Linked DNA regions of Mus musculus: regions 2, 3 and 4 are each linked to region 1. Evidence: chromatin loops called from intact Hi-C (ENCODE). Cell type or tissue: left cerebral cortex. All regions are shown on one strand. Region 1 holds the start of Map2 (microtubule-associated protein 2). Region 2 overlaps Map2 (microtubule-associated protein 2). Region 3 holds the start of Unc80 (unc-80, NALCN activator). Region 4 has its middle 56 kb from the start of Gm51629.

Evidence for each region. Peaks named below come from ENCODE experiments on the same cell type or tissue, not always from the same donor. Only the 100,000 strongest peaks of a DNase experiment are listed, where the experiment ranks them.
Region 2: a loop joins it to region 1, with 5 times the contacts of the local background. A loop is called at or near these places in 5 of 42 quality-filtered maps.
Region 3: it touches region 1 in a loop (6-fold over the local background); 3 of 42 quality-filtered maps call a loop at or near these places.
Region 4: a loop joins it to region 1, with 7 times the contacts of the local background. A loop is called at or near these places in 6 of 42 quality-filtered maps.

Annotation. Positions count from the first base shown.
Region 1 is chr1:66,320,696-66,323,195 of GRCm38, reverse strand. Map2 (microtubule-associated protein 2) reads right to left here and starts at 1,472. Exons shown (of 15, transcript NM_001310634.1): 1 at 1,054-1,472; 2 at 728-792. In left cerebral cortex, no CTCF peak of the experiment used is centred here; DNase peaks (open chromatin) are centred at 703, 1,217 and 2,242; H3K4me3 peaks cover 2,060 bases; H3K27ac peaks cover 2,500 bases.
Region 2 is chr1:66,385,535-66,388,034 of GRCm38, reverse strand. All of the region lies in intron 4 of Map2 (microtubule-associated protein 2), which reads right to left. Among named protein-coding and RNA genes, the nearest start is that of Map2, 65 kb to the right of the region's middle. In left cerebral cortex, no CTCF peak of the experiment used is centred here; a DNase peak (open chromatin) is centred at 1,103; H3K4me3 peaks cover 1,129 bases; H3K27ac peaks cover 2,039 bases.
Region 3 is chr1:66,466,076-66,468,575 of GRCm38, reverse strand. Unc80 (unc-80, NALCN activator) reads right to left here and starts at 642. Exons shown (of 65, transcript NM_001368824.1): 1 at 38-642. The coding sequence starts at 129. In left cerebral cortex, no CTCF peak of the experiment used is centred here; DNase peaks (open chromatin) are centred at 377, 634 and 1,011; H3K4me3 peaks cover 1,156 bases; H3K27ac peaks cover 1,081 bases.
Region 4 is chr1:66,173,654-66,176,153 of GRCm38, reverse strand. It overlaps a transcript of Map2 not described here. Among named protein-coding and RNA genes, the nearest start is that of Gm51629, 56 kb to the left of the region's middle. In left cerebral cortex, no CTCF peak of the experiment used is centred here; DNase peaks (open chromatin) are centred at 942 and 2,288; H3K4me3 peaks cover 1,390 bases; H3K27ac peaks cover 1,348 bases.

The DNA of each region.
Region 1 (2,500 bases):
TCAATATACACCCTCATGCTAAGTTTAAAAATGATTATTTTTCATGTAAGGCTTGAGGCCCAGATCAATGGATTCAACTGCTTTCATAGCAAGAGAAAGGATCTATTTTCTTATGTTATTAATTCTGAATAAAGCATATGATACTAAGCTCTTTTGAAAATTAACCATTTCTGACTTTAAATATATTTCCTGTTGTATACTAAAGATATTGTATAGAAATTATAATATTTTATTCACCAAATTTCACAACACTGAGTCATCCCTGGGCTTCAGTCTCCAAAGCTCTTCCCATCTAAAAGGGTGAACCATTTTATTTAGAATATTTATTTTTTAAAGCATGGATCCACAGGAAACCTCCATCTAAAATAATTTTTAACATGTTTCTCTTAAGTTCAAATAAATATATTTTCTTTGTGATACACATATTTCAGACATTTTGTTAACTGTCACAATGACAAAAATCCAAACATTACAGATGAGCTAGGCAAGCTGATATTTCTTAGTATTTGCAGCATAGACAAAAGGCATATATTTTTTAGATACTTTCTATTCAAAATAGCCTCGGCTGATGGTGAAATCTGCATAAGAACTCCTACATCTTCTAGACAAAGATCAGACAATCCACTCTGGGATAAAAAACCAGCCATGAGGGTAAACCTAAAATAAAAGCATTCCAATTCTTTCTCAATTGCCCTTCCTTTAAACGTCCAAATAAATCATGCAGTACCTTTTAATTTTCTGACTGAGTGCTTCCCAATCAGTGCTTCCTCTGTTAGAGACAAGCTGAGGAACCTAGAGAAACAAAAGAAACACATATATACATATAGGTTTGTCAGATAAATATCAAAAATCACAACTCACCAATAAGTCCATTCATCCTTGATATCCAGATAATAAATGTATGCCTTGGAGTCTGGAGCACAAAAAAGGCAGCGCTTGGATTTTAAGCTCAATAACGTATTTAAAACACAGTATTCCGAGGCCACATAAAGCTGATCCTTTGAAAACGTGGATTAAAAAGAAAAGAAAATGTAAAAAGCCCTAAAGCATTACCGGTAGATATGCAGCAATACCCCTCGAATGGAGTCTGTAAGAGCTGCCACCGCAGAACCCTGCTTCAGGAACACTCCCTCTGTTCTGTGTCGCTAGCTCCAGACAGACGCAGTCTGAAAGCCACCAGCTCCTGTCTGTGTGTGCCGTGGAAAGGGAAGCTGCAAATTAGAAAAAGTCCCCGCAGTGGCGGAAAGGAAAATAAGGCAAGTAGGAGAGGGAGAGAGAGCTCACTAGGCTTAGAATTTTCGAGAATGATGACAAGCCACTCAGCTCCGCCATCATTCACTGACAAAAGGATGCTGCCTCTGGCTTAGGATTTAGCGGTTTGCCATGGGGACTTCTGGTACCAAATGCCTGACAGGCATTTTAATTGCCTCCATCCAAATGTGTCCCCAGGAGTCAAGTCTATAAGCCTACGAATGTCATCATCTGGTCTCCTTTGTGTCACACACACACACACACACACACACACGTGGGGGCGGGGCAGGCTTAGAGAGACTCGTTTTCAGGAATATAGGATTACAGGCAAGTTAAGCTACACAAACTGGACATAAGTAAATGATCATTAATTGGAATTTTATTATCTATATGAAGTATACTAGAGATAGTTTGAGGTTTTGTCATTGACAGATGAATACAATATTTAAAAACTATCCCATATTATTATTTATGTCCCAAAAAGGTATGTATTAAAGAAGTGTATATACTAGTATATATTTTTCTACAGAAAATTCAAAGGCTTTGTAAATATGATAACTACAAGCTTGGCAATGTGTCACTTCAAGGCTAGCCATGTGATATCCCTCTGCAATCATTTTATTCTGGTTCCATACAAAAGAAGGTGACAACCAGTTTGAGGACTGGGACTTTGCTGTCCCTGAGGTGAAGGTTATTACAGGGAACTCAGTGTTTGGCATAACCAGTCTCCCCTTCGTGTTAGCAAATGAAATTAACAATTGAATATCCCTGTCATACAGTGTGCTTTATGTAGGGGACTTAACTGTAGAATAATTCTTCACCTGTATTATCCTGGAGAAAATGGTTAATAGATGAATTGGTAAAGCATTGTTAGAGCCCTGAACCAGTAAATGGAGTAAATTTTCTGTGTATCAAAAGGGCCAGCTGCAAAGAAGGTTGCTGAGAGGAAGTATCACCATGGTTACCGGAAACAAAAAGCAAGGGGGTGGGGGTTGGAGAGAAGGGAGATGCCAGGAAGAGAGAACAGGAGTACAGTGGAGAAAATCTGGAGACAAAAGGATACAGTTCCTTCTCCTCCTTCTAGAAAGCTCTGCCTCTGACAGATTTGTGTTGTGCTTTCAATTCAATTAAGATGGAGTTTCATTTCCTGCTGCCATGTTCTTCCCCATTTTTGATCATGAGCTAATTTTGCTTTCATAAATATTCATTTTTTTTCTTTTCTATGGGATTGATCCAATCCATATCTGCA
Region 2 (2,500 bases), 65 kb before region 1:
ATAAATCATCATGAGAAAATAAAACAGCAAATTAGAAATGAGAAAAAAAGTCAGGATATTAGAAAATATAGGAGAAAGTTTGAAAATCATAAAATATAATTAAATTATATCTACATTTAATTACACACACACACAGACACACAGACACAGACACACACACACCAAATTGGCACAAATTGTTTTTAGCACAATAGACTTGGTAATAACTCAAATCCAGTAAAATGTTTTTTTAAGTGTCAATTAGCCAAAGGGACTGATGAAATACTTTTTAAAATATCAATTCTGATGTGGTTCTGTTATTTAATAGAAACCAAGACAAACGAGATGGTCCCACTAGATTCAAGAACACAACAAGAACAACTGTGTGCCAATAAATCAACATTTTAAAGCATCACATTATGTCTTATGAGACAGAACTTTGCTGATGTCAATTCAAAAGTTTGTAGGCATTTAAAATTCCGAAACGATCCTACAATATATTGAGTCATTGGGTTTAATAGGAACAGTCTCAAGAAACCATTTTTTCCCCGATATTTTGATTCAGAATTACTGGTTTAAGACAATGTCACCCTGCTGTGACTTTGACTGAGAAGCAAACATGATCAACGAAGCATCACATGACTCTATATTTAGATGAAAAACTTTACTTGGTGTTCATTGCTTCCTCTATTGTGTAAAGCATAGACCCTTCTAGCTGGGGTATATATAAGCCCATACCTTCCTAGGAGCAAGAGACATCATTCTGTATGGCACTGTCCATGAAAGCTGGCCCTGATAGGCTCAGATCCAGTAGGCATCAATACAACAAGCTGTACAGTATGACAGAAGTGCACACCCACACCCGCTTCATCTGGTAGAAACCATGCAGGCAGGACAAAGCAATCACCACAGATACAAACCTTATAGAAGTGCCTTAATTAGAAAAAATCTACATCTCTCTCATTCCTTCTAGCCCAGATGCCTAACCTTCATGAGGAAAGTCTTGAAAAGATTCCCATTTTCTGGTCTCATCCACCGGTGCTGCCAGGCCGGACGGTTTGCAGCAAGCCTGTGTGTTTTCCTGCAGATCCACCCTTGAATGCTAAGTAACTGCTCTGCACACGCCTCTCTCTGCGGAGCTCAGGGAAATGGCAGCCAGAGCAATGAGTGGTTGGCATGGCAACAACAAGAAGAAAATCTGCAACCTCTTGTATTGTTAGGCCTGCTTGTTTATTTGCCTCAGGGGCCTATGCGGATAGCTTTAGTCATTTTGCTGGAGAAATGGCGCCGAGCTATTTTGCTGTGCGTACATTAATGTAGCGTATACAGTAGGTTGTATTTTAAAGGGGATCTCAATTGAGAATTGAAGGAAGAATAAGAATAAGAGGGTAGCAAAAGGCAGGTTTCAGTTTCCTAAGGTTGAAAAGGAAGAACAGAAAGGTTAGAGCTCTTGGCTGTTTGCATTTGAGCGATGCCAACCTCTGCGCCTATTATGTGTTTTCCAGCTTCAATATACGGTCTATGCAACAATAATTTTATGGGTCTGGGCCTGTCTGTTATGGGGCTGCTTGAATTATGGGGATGTTAAAAAGGAGAGAAAGCTATATCACCTCCTGGGTAGGGGGTAGACCTGGAAAATACAACTGAAAATATAGATGTTCCAGGGGAAAAAAAAAAGGGATTGTCGAGAATGGTTGGGAGTCAGGTAAAGAAATGTCCTTCCTTTTTATTTTATTTTATTTTATTTTATTTCTATTTTTTTATTTACCCCAAGTGATATGCAAAAAAGAGCCACTTCATCTGGGGACTTGTTTTCTCCTATTAGTGTTCAAATCCCATACCCAAGAACAACTTAAGTCACTCATGTCTGCTCTTAAAAACTTGCATACCTTGACAACTATAAATATCTTTTTCTTTTCGGCTGCCCTTCAGTCTCCACTTTGGAGGAAACTGAGACTCACGCTATGATTTCATGCCATGCTCTAGGAGTGTGAATATAAGTTCTACAACAGAAATGTGCACTTTGCCTGCCATAGATGGCAGCTGCAGAGGGGCAAGAGAGGAGCTCTCTTCTAAAAAGTAAGGAGCTTGGACCCTGTAGTACATGGTCTCAGGTGATGACTACACCCAAGAAAGATGGAAAGCTAGTCTTCTAGATGGACAAAGGTCGATATTACAAGATTAATTCTTTCAGGTAACAAACAAACAAAAACAAAACAAAACAATAAAACCTCTAATCTAAAGGAATCTTGAAAGACTTGTCAGTGGGCAGCCTGCTTAGAATGTAAATGAATGATAAATTATACACAAAAATTACATCTCTTCTTGGAGAAAAGACAATTCAGAATGAAACCAAGTTGCAAGGGGTTCCAATTGTCCTTCTGTGTCCTGTGTTGGAAGGTAGGGAGAGGTGGAGGGAAGGTTTCAGGATCTCTGTAATATCATAATCTATTGTTCGAGTCCTTATGTAAAATCTCATAACATTTGCATAAGGCCTCTGCAATCTGCACATATGTCTTAA
Region 3 (2,500 bases), 150 kb before region 1:
ACCCCCCGAGCGCCACCTCTTGCCCCGCGCCCCTCACCTGGTTTGCCGCCACAGGAAGGTCTGGATGGGCAGAGGGATGCCGCGGCCGCCGTCCTGCTCCTGGCCCTCGGAGCTCTTCCTCTTCACCATGATGGTGGCTCCCGGGAGTCCTACCGCAGAACCCAGCGCGGGTTCCTCGCCGGCCGCCGCCGCCTCCTCGTCGCGCTGCTCCCCCCAGCTCTCATCCCCTCCTTCCCCGAGGCAGAGGCGGCTCTCCTCGCCGCCGGCCCCCGGCTCTCGCCCCTTCCCCCAGCCCTCCCCGCGCGCGGAACATGGCTGATGGAGGAGGGGAGGGCCGGAGGAGCGGCGCGGCGCGGAGGGGGGCGCTCGGAGCAGACGGCCGGCCCGCCGCCCCCGCGCCCTGCTTTCAGCACCTCCCACTGTGGACAGCGGCCCGCGCGGGGCAGCCCAGCCGCGGAGCAGAGCCGGGGGCCGGGGCTGCAGCTGCGGGGTGGCCGCGGGAGTCCACGCTCCGCATGGCACGGGCACGCCGGTCCCCCACGCGGCCTCTTCGGCACCCAGGGTTCTGCTTGCTCCTCTCGGAGTGCACCCCAGCAGTGTCCCCTGTCCTGCTTCCCAACCTCTGCGTCCGAAGGAAGGACTGTCGACCTCTGGGGAGGAGGAGCTTTGGAGAGCCGCAGAGCTCTGGCATCATTCGCACCTCTTGCAAAGAGGTCAGCAGTCCATCTCGGGTTTAGCAAGAAGGCAGGGGGGAATTGCTAGAAAATGAAATCAGGGCAGGAGGCTGGCTTGGCAAGTGGGAGGAAACTGAGAAGTTTTCCTATGTGAGAATTTGTTTTTACTGATAACTGCGAAGAAGTCTCCCGGGCTTGATTTACTAAAGCAGGGTGGGACAAACTACCCAGCTGTGGGTTTCCGCTAGTTGCAAACTGGGAGGCAACGTTTGAATCACACGAAGCATTATTTTTATAGGTCGTTAAATGCACTTTGGTGATCTTGTTCTCACTGCTGCCATGTTCCTTCCGTGTATAAACGTCCGCGTAATTTATAGCTGTATTCCTTTAACAAGTATTATCTAACATTGAGGCAAGTGGGGGTGAGGTGAGGTTGGATGACGCAGCCCGACTTCAAAACCAATGCTGTAGACTTATCTATTTGCAAACATTCAAAACAAAAGAAAACAAACAACATACAACAACAACAAAACATAGCAAACATGTTATTTAAACGGAGATGAGTGTACAACTTGAAATGACAAGTCAGATCTTCGGCCTTTATCTTAGGAGCTAGGACATGACATCCTCTGTTAACAACTCGCATAACCCACATGGAGAAAACTATGATACATAGTGATCTTAAGGACCCAGAAATAAACTTTTTATTTACCTTCTTGAAGGTAAATAAGGATCTAAAAAATAAGTATTTTACTTTAGATAGTGTCTTGCTAGGGAGCCCAAGCTTCCCTCAAACAATCACCTACCTCCCATCTCATTTGTCCTAGTGCCAGGATTGGAGAGATGCACACCCAGCAAAATATAGATCTTAAAACATACTAAGATAGAAACCAGATAAAGTGTGTTTGATGGATATTTATTAAGTGTATTTATGCCAGGAACTGTATTTATGTTGATTCCTGTTCACAAAAGGCTCCCAGTGTTTAAGGGAAGACAGCCATATGCAGAGAAGAGTTTATAGCAAACATGAGCATAAGTTCAGTTGTGAGCAGACAAGGAAGAAGATACAGGCAGGTATCGGTTGTTGGAAAGGAACCTTCCTGCCAGTGAAATGAAATCGTGAAATGAAATCGTCCTTTCCTTTTTGTGTGGTTGATGTGAAAAGGGTAAACAGGGGAACTAGAAAAGTGTGCTTTGATAGCCCAAGTCAATGTCGTGATACAAAATTACAAGCTAGACATAATAGGACGTGATAGACAAGTGGGTATGGGGTGGGGGTGGGGGACCAGCAGAGGCAAAGTACTTAAGGTTTGAACTAGATGGTTTGGGCTCTAACCCACTGTGTGCTAGATATATACCCTTTGGAAAGAAAAAGCTTTGCCAAGGCCTCTAATGATGACAAGATGCTAATAGTCTATTGACTATTCTGCCATCAGAAAATACCAACCAAATCTTCAAGTTTTGACAATTAAATAGATAGTGATTTCGTTTAAAAAGAAGAAAAGAATATGCAAGGAAGGGCATGTGCCTGAGTATGTGGTGGTGACTGTGGGGATGTTAACAAGTTATTCTGGGTTCTTCATTGTAAATTCCAACGACCATCACGAGGAGTCAGCTACACAGGTACATGTGGACTTCAGACGACACAGTAGGAAGACCGATTTTGTGGTTTATATTATATAGAATGTCACTGAAACTTGATAGTAGATGAGATTCAGGTTAATATGCAGGAGATAAAAGATGAACTTGATTTGGAAATATAGGAGATATCAGCTTTAGTATATGATCAGAAAGGACACTGTCAAAAGGAGACAGCTTAGGCTAAA
Region 4 (2,500 bases), 150 kb after region 1:
CCACCCCTCTCATTTGGGAAGAAAGGACTGCATAGAAACCCAAGCTCTGTCAGGCTTGTACCTTGGAGCCCCGCCCTCTACAACCAAAGAACAGTTTTTCATTTTCCCCAAATTACCAATGTATGCCAGTTCTCCTCTTCCTGTTGTCTCTGGAGAAATAATTTGAAATTTGAAATTGGCTTGGCTCCCCTCACCTCTTTCCTCACTGTGCAGAGCTCTGTGTCTGTGAGCACACAGAGACAGGCACACATAACAAATTAATAAAATAAAAATAAATCCTCTATCTTTAATTCTCTTCCCTAGGGTCTCTGTATAATTTCTTACCCTTCTTTCTATAGCTCGGGCAATATTAACTCTCAAAACATACACCCTAGCCTGAACCGAAGTTTCCAGTGGTTTTTTAAGTGGTACCTAACAAGGTCACTGGCTCATCTTCAAATCTAGAGCTTAAGTACCTAGCCGGGTCTCTTGCCCTGGTGTGACATCTGGAGAGGTCAGGCCTGGACAGCGCCAACCTGCGCGGACTCCCTCCCGTGGCACAGGGGACCGGTCCAGCAGAGACCAGCCAGTCCGGTTCCTGCTCTCCTGGCTGGCGGCTCCTCTCTGGCAGAGGCACGGGAGGAAGGACCAGGCTGAGCTAGGCGGGACGATGTCTTACCTGGGCGCGGAAAGAGGACGCACCCGCGGTCACAGCTTACTCGCAGAGCTAGAGCTTCTCCGTGGGAGGAGCCGGGGAGACCCGGCGACCGAAGAAACGAGGGAAAGAAGGACAGGAAAGAGAAAGAGGCCGTAGGGAAGCGGAGGTAGAGAGGATGCTGCTGCCGCCGCCGCCTCCACCGCCGAGAGCCCGCGCAGCCCGAGCGCCGCCCCGTGCGCGCCCCAGCCAGGCTCCGCGGCTGCCCCGCCCCGGCTGTTCCCGCCCCGTGCGCGCCCCAGCCTGGCTCCGCCACGGTCCGCGCTAAGCTGCCACCGTCGCAGTGTAGGGGAGGGGGAGCGCCGGGCCCCGCCTCCTGCCGCAGCCAGCAGCCCGCCCCGCGGGGACAGCCAGCCTTGGAGCCCCAGAGAGCCCCGCCCAGCCAAGGCCAAGGGCGGCGAGGGCAGTGGAGACTTGGCTCCTTCCTTCCCAGGGGTGGCCTGCTCTGCAGAATTGTCCCTCGGGGCTCACAAAGTAAGCAACAGAGACAAGCCGGCCTCCTTAAGGACGACCTTGGGAAGTCCAGGACAGTCGTTTCAGTCAGTCGTTGGGAGGGTCGCCTGTCTTAGACGCTGCTTTTTCCCTTCTTTGTATCACAGCTGAATCCTTTCAATGGATCACTTAATAGGAAAAGAATCACTGATCTTGCTTCTGCAAACCCAACAACAGGTGCATCTAGAAAACTCCAAAAGAAGTTGAGATAGAGAACAACCCCTGTTGGTACTGGACATTGGAGGGATAGAGGTGTGGAGAATTCTAGACCTTCTATCAGTAATCCGAAGCATATATTGATTAAACTAATTCTGGAGACCTACTGTGTGCCAGCCATTGCTCAAGGTTTTGTGGAAACATGAAATTTAAGTGTTCCCCATCCAGTCCATCTGTGGTGTGGTAATAATATCAAGCAAGGGTGAAAACTGTAAGCAACACCTCTGTCAAACTCGAAAAAACTCGTGGATTCTCAGGAAAAATGTCAACCTTCAGGTAATAACGTTGAAATAAAAACCATCTCCAGCAGCTGGAGAGACAACTCAGTAGTTAAGGGCACATACTGCTTGACCTTCCAGAGAACCTGGGCTAGCTTTCCAGCACCCACATCAGGCAGCTCAAAACTTCCCGGAACTGCAGCTACAGGGGGCTCTCAAGTCTATGGCCTCCATAGGCATTTGAATACATACACACACTTTAAAAAAAATTAAATTTTTTCAAAAGCATCTCCTAGATACCTTTGAAAAGGAAATGTCCAAGAAGGCAGCAGTGTAAGTGGAGGTTAGAATAAATTCATCCATCTCTATCAGGTACCGAGAGATCGTATTTTAAAAATCACCCCCAATATCGAGGAGATGAAATTTCTGATGAAATTGTAGTGGTTAATTTGCTTTTGACTCATAATACACCACAGAATGTTAGAGTTGATTTCTTGGGCATTTTGGTCTAATTTCCTCAACTTACAGATGGAAAAGTGACCCATTTACAGGAGACTGCAAACCTTAGAAGTCATTACACAGCAAGGCGTGAAAACATCATCTTCATAGTCACACCCTAGGCTCTGGGCAGTGTCTCACTCCACCCAGCTTCATCTGGTGTCCCTGGGACGCTTGTAAGGAGGTTGGAAATACCAGGGCACACCCAGTAGTAGGAAGTGTGGTGGAGGCGGAGCGCTCAGAGGTGGCCTGATGGAGAGGGTCAGCCTCGAGGAAATGAGAGAGACAGGAGGGTAGGAGGAAGGAATAGGAGTCCTGTTGCATCCCAAAGGGGCACAGAGACACAAAAGAACACTGGGAGACCTCATTCCAGGGCTCAGCC